Linked DNA regions of Homo sapiens: region 2 is linked to region 1. Evidence: chromatin loops called from intact Hi-C (ENCODE). Cell type or tissue: PC-9. All regions are shown on one strand. Each heading gives the region's core, and the rest is flanking DNA. Links, peaks and the distances in the headings are about the cores only. Region 1 has its middle 65 kb from the start of MAGI3. Region 2 has its middle 120 kb from the start of LRIG2.

Region 1 (2,920 bases), core at 239-2,738:
AGATACTCTAGTCCTAAATTTCGTGGCAAGAACCAGTGAGGTTAAGAAGCAGCAACTGACCAAAATCCATTCTGGTGGTGCTGTGACAAAGGTAGCCATGACGTTCTGTTTCAGAGGCAGCAAAAGCAGAGGTTCTAGTGCATCCAGAGCTTATCTTCTTCTGACTTACTTGTGTACTATGATTTATTATGTATTATGCTTATTGTTAATTGTGTTAGAATGTTAGCTCCATAGGGGCAGGAATCTTTGCTTTGTTCAGTTGTGTGTCCCAAGCATCTAGAGCAGGGCCTGGCACAAAGTAGGAGCTCAATAAACATTTATGAATGAGTGTGCGCTGAGATGACCTTTTTTTTTTTTTTTATTGAGAGGGAGCCTTGCTCTGTCACCCAGGCTAAAGTGCAGTGGTGTCATCTTGGCTCACTGCAGCCTCCGCCTCCCGGATTCCAGTGATTCACCTGCCTCAGCCTTCCAGGTAGCTGGGATTACATGCACGTGCCACCACACCCTGCTAATTTTTGTATTTTTAGTAGAGATGGGGTTTCACCATGTTGGCCAGGATGGTCTTGAACTCCTGACCTCAGGTGATCTGCCTGCATCGGCCTCCCAAAGTGCTGGGATTACAGGCATGAGGCACCGTGCCTGGCTGGAGATGACATTTTTTCATCTATCAGATTGATAAAAAAGGCTTATCTGTGAGAGTGTGAAGGAATAAACATTTACACATTGTTGGTGAGATCATAAATTGCTGTAAACATTTTAAAATGTAAGATTGAAAATAATTTCATATCCAGGAATTATGCTGCACAAGTACACTGAGATCTTAATTCAAAGATGTTCATTGCAGGATTCTTTGCAATAGCAAAATATTGAAAATAAACAAAATATCAATCCATAGGGAACTGGATAAATAAATTTTTATATATTCATAGAGTAGAACTATATGCATTGACATGGAAAGGTTTCCAGACCTAGAACCCTCGGATATAAATAGTACCTAGTACTATTTTAGAAACTTTAATAAACAATTTTTTCAGAAAGGTATTCACAAGTAAGTTTTTTGCAGTGGTTGCTTTGGGGAAGCGGGTAGGTTTGGGGTTGTGGAAGGGGGGAGATTTTTGCTTTCTCATTTTATGCCTTTCTATACTATTTTACTTTCTCCCGTATGTGTGTATTATTCATATTTGTAAAAACAAAGAAAATGAAATGAGTTGACTTTTATCCCCCTACTCTGTCGTCCAGACTGGAGTGCAGGGGTGTGATCACAGCTCACTACAGCCTCAACCTCCCAGTCGAGGGGATATTTCCACCTCAGCCTCCCAGTGCTGCTAATTTTGTCTTCTAAATATTTATTGACCTCACCCCTCCTCTCTATCCTCACTTTTTGCCCTGTTTAAGGCCAGCTGGGACTACAGGCCTATGCCACCATGCCCAGCTAATTTTTAAAATTATCTGTAGGGACAAAATTATTTGTAGAGACAAAATTATTTGTAGAGACAAAGTGTCGTTGCCCAGGCTGGTCTCAAACTCCTGGGCTGCAGCAATCCTCCTGTCCGGCTCTCCCAAAGTGCCGGGATTACAGGTGTGAGTCACACATGCTTGGCCATGAGTTGGCATTTTTACTAATCAAGTTAGCAAAGTGTTTTGGTTTTGTTTAGTTGTTTTTAATGATGATTTTCTGCAGGAAGAGATATTGTGAAATGGATAACCTTACAATACCAGTGGCATTATAAATTGTTGCAATCCTTTTTGAAAGAGGTTTGATAACATGTAACAAAAGGTTTTAAACATTTGTATATTTTGATACTGTAAACATTTTTAAGAAATCTATCTTAAGGAAATCTGTCCCATACATGGAAAGCACTTTATATATAAAGATATCAATGAAATTATTATTTTAAATATCCCAACATTAGAAACAAATATCCCATAAAATATGAATTAAAGCACATCCATAGACAGTCAATATTATCTATTTAAAATAATATTTACAAAGATTTTGTTACAAAATAAATACGTTTGAGGTGTAATGTTAAGAGAAAAAAATATCACACACTGTTAGACTTAGTGGACAGAATGATCACAACCATGTTAAAGGATCTTCTTAGAAAAATACTGACAGGAATGTTAATTAGTGGGTAGCAGAACTTTTTCTTATCCTAGCTTTCGATAATTTCCAAGTTTTCTAAAATAAGCATTTATTATTTTATATTGGAAAAATAACTATTCTGTAAAGAGGAAATGAGACATGCTTGGTATGATTTGTTCATAGTCAATGTGTTCTGAGGCTAAATTAATCCACCATTTTAATTTCTAAATGAAATGTTCATTTACTGTTTCCAAAAATTGGCTACAGCATTTTGCCAAGGACCAATCATCAAACTTGCCAATTTTTATTATCCAAAGACACTCATTACTCATCACCAAGTGCTGCTAATTTTGTCTTCTAAATATTTATTGACCTCACCCCTCCTCTCTATCCTCACTTTTTGCACTGGTTAAGGCCTTTATCCTGACCGCACCTCCAGCTTCATTCTGGTTTCCCTCCATTTCACCCTCCACTCTGCCATGAGAGCAGTCTTTTTACAACACTGTTATACCACATTATTCATTTACCAAAACCTTCCCATAGCTCTTATGGCCCCAGGGCCACAGGGTTCTTGGTGAACCTACCAGACTCTCCTGACCCAAGCCCTGTCTGCATCTCCCCATCTCTCTTCAGCTGAGAATACAGAGGTGCTCATGGTTCTCTGAGCTCACCCTGCCACTTTACAACTCCTTGGCTTTGTTCATACCATTGCTTCAATCTAGAACCTTCTTCATTTGCTAACTCTCTGCCTTCCCCATGCCTCAGGCCCAACATCTGCTCCTCCAGGAAGACTTCTCTGACCCACCAGGCTGGGTCACAAAAGTGAACAAACCA
Region 2 (2,920 bases), core at 282-2,781, 130 kb before region 1:
GCCCTTTTGTTGTTAATTGTTACAATGACTGGGGGATGCTAGCAGCATTTAGCGCCTGGAACTCAGAAATGATAAATGTCCTGCAATGAGCGGGTTAGTCCCATGTCCAGCCAGTAGTGCCTAGGTTGAAAAACAACACATGTGGGGTAATGGGACATTGACTCTTCCCTGTCGTCTCCATGCTCCCAAGAACTCCATTCTGGCTTGTGAAAAACTAGTAATGGAATTACTCGTATATGAAAATAACTAATGCCCGATAGACAAACCAAACAGTTGCCTAGGGCACCAGCAAACAGAGAGAAAGAAGGATAAGTTCAGCTGTAATGAGCTTATTCACAATTTTGCAGGCAGAAAATCTAGAAAGTTGCTTTTTAAAATTTTAGCATAAACTTTCATGTTAAACCAAAAAATAAAATTTTATTTTGAATTTCATGTGCTATAAAATTTTATTTTGAATTTCATGTGCGAGTCCCTGGAAACTTGTCAGTGCTTAGGGCAATAAAGACATTAATCAGGTTGTAGGAGTATCCCATAAAAAAGCTATAAATGTGTGATTGAGGAGTTGCTGGAAATATTCACGATGCTGACAAGGCTCATCTCAGGGAGGCAAGACTGAAAAGGAATGTAATTAGGAAATCTAATCGGTGGAGCTCTATGTTGTCTGGGGGAAGACTGTAAACAGATGATGAGAGACCAGTCACTGGTCTGTTGGTCAACAAATACTTATCCACTAACTACTGTGTCCCAGGCACTGGGCTGGGCACTGGGATACAGTGGAGAACAAGACAAGTCCCTTCCTTCAGTGTGTTTACATTCTGGAGTTGGGGAGGGAAAAACAGACAAAAATACCACAGACACAGACCCATTTATACACACCCAGACAGACACGCAGGTGATCACAGGTCAGCAGAAAGCCTAGAGAACAGTGAGTCAGAACCATTTTGCAAGTTTTTCCAGCCCTCTCAGGGGAGGTCAGTGGCCACTTGATGATGGGATCCCCAGGTCTCAGCAGGGTTGGTGAAAAGGAACCTTGAGGCTACCTACCTTCCCTTGTCCCTGCATACCCTGTCCTAGCCCAAGGCGCCGAACCTGGCAGCGGCATCCTGTGTGGGGCAGTGTGGTGGGCGGTGCCCAGCGCTAGGAAAATCCCCAGGGTCACAGCTGGGGAATCTGAGCCCTACTCAAATCTGGGTGGCTAGGAGCAGAACTTGACCAGGGGAAGGAGGCGTACGAAGATCCTGATTGCACACCAGGTAAACGGTTGGAGCGTGTGTTCTTGCCTTATTGGCTGTTGGGCTTGCGGGGGTGTGGTCTGATTTAAAGGAACTGGGAATTATTTTATGAACAATTCAGCCTGGTGTCAGAAGTGTGTGACTCAGAGTCCCAACAGGAAACAGATGTCACACTCATTAGAGTAACTCAAGGAGGGTGAATTTAACAAAGGTGTGGGTGAAGTCGTGGGAACCAGAAGGGATGTTGGGGTGTTTTTGCAGCCCGTAAGCTGAGCTGTATACCACCCCAGGCCCAAGTGAAAGGGGAGGGAGTGGACATTGAAACCAGGAAGTAAAAAAGTCATGTAGAGGAAGGTAGAGATGACAAGGTTACCTTGAGAGAGACTGAGGGGCACAGCCAGCCTTGGGCCTCCTCATGGGGAGGCAAGGTCCTTATGGGGGACCCTGTTCCTCTGCTCTGCAGTATTTGTGAGCTCCCCATTGGCCAAACCCAGTGAAAAGTCAGAGGACAGAGTGAGCAGAAAATAAGCAGGGCATGGTGACCAGTAGCCAAGGATGCAGGCAGTCCTGTAACACCCTCCATTGTAAACCAGGAACCCTGTCTCCCATGAGGTTAGCTAGCTTCAGGAAGAAAGAGGAACTATGCACCAGCCTGGCGTCTGCCCTGATGTGACTCTTATCTTGCCTACCTAACTCCATCAGGTACACAATGTTCCCCTTTGGAGCTGTCTACTTCTTTCTCCCCATGCCACACTACCTGTGGCCACCACCCTCTCTTGCCTGAATTTCTCTAACAACTTTGCCGTCTCATCCAGTCCTCTTTTTTTTTTTTGAGATGGAGTCTCACTCTGTCACCCAGACTAGAGTGCAGTGGTGCAATCTCGGCTCACCACAAGCTCCGCCTCCTGGGTTCACGCCTTTCTCCTGCCTCAGCCTCCTGAGTAGCTGGGATTACAGGGGCCCACCACCACGCCTGGCTAATTTTTGTATTTTTAATAGATATGGGGTTTCACTATGTTAGCCAGGATGGTCTCAATCTCCTGACCTTGTGATCCGCCTGCCTTAGCCTCCCAAAGTGCTGGGATTACAGGCGTGAGCCACCGCGCCCGGCCCATCCAGTCCTCTCTTGACCATGCAACCAGATCTTTCCAACGTGCTGGCCTGAGCCTATGATTTCCTTCCCTAACACCACCTCACCACAGCATCCAAATGAAATCTACACAGCTTACCATGGCTTATGAGGCCCTTCATGATCTGGCTCTGGTTTACATTTCCAGCCTCATTTCTTGCCAATTCTCATTCTCCCCTCAACAAATGCCCCTCCTCAAATCCATCCCACTATGGTCCAGCCATACAGAACTGCTCTCTGATCTCTCTCTGACCCCAGGGCCTTTGCACATGCTATTTCTCCTCCTGAAAGTCAGGAAGTCAATTCTAACGTAACTCTTTCTCATTCCTCATTCCTTTGTTGCTGGTTGGGGTAGGCAAGGGTTCTGTGCCATTCTTATATGCTCCCATAGCACCCTGGCCCTGCCCAAATCATAATTTTAAAAAATTAATTCAATAGATATTTACTGAGTACCTGTAATGCACCAAGCCCTTCCCACCTCAGGGCCTTCTCTCATGCTGTTCTTTCCACTTGCACGTTCATCCTTCTACTCTTCATCTGGGTAACTCTTACATATTCT

Evidence for each region. A loop is a pair of places that touch in the nucleus more often than their neighbours do. Peaks named below come from ENCODE experiments on the same cell type or tissue, not always from the same donor. Only the 100,000 strongest peaks of a DNase experiment are listed, where the experiment ranks them.
Region 2: a loop joins it to region 1, with 2.0 times the contacts of the local background. A loop is called at or near these places in 3 of 110 quality-filtered maps.

The regions. Positions count from the first base shown.
Region 1 is chr1:113,323,611-113,326,530 of GRCh38, forward strand. No RefSeq gene overlaps it. Among named protein-coding and RNA genes, the nearest start is that of MAGI3, 65 kb to the right of the region's middle. In PC-9, for the core only: no CTCF peak of the experiment used is centred there; DNase peaks (open chromatin) are centred at 421 and 1,621; H3K4me3 peaks cover 641 bases; H3K27ac peaks cover 2,478 bases.
Region 2 is chr1:113,190,581-113,193,500 of GRCh38, forward strand. No RefSeq gene overlaps it. Among named protein-coding and RNA genes, the nearest start is that of LRIG2, 120 kb to the left of the region's middle. RefSeq lists an enhancer at 1,635-1,744. In PC-9, for the core only: no CTCF peak of the experiment used is centred there; a DNase peak (open chromatin) is centred at 1,291; H3K4me3 peaks cover 1,637 bases; H3K27ac peaks cover 1,935 bases.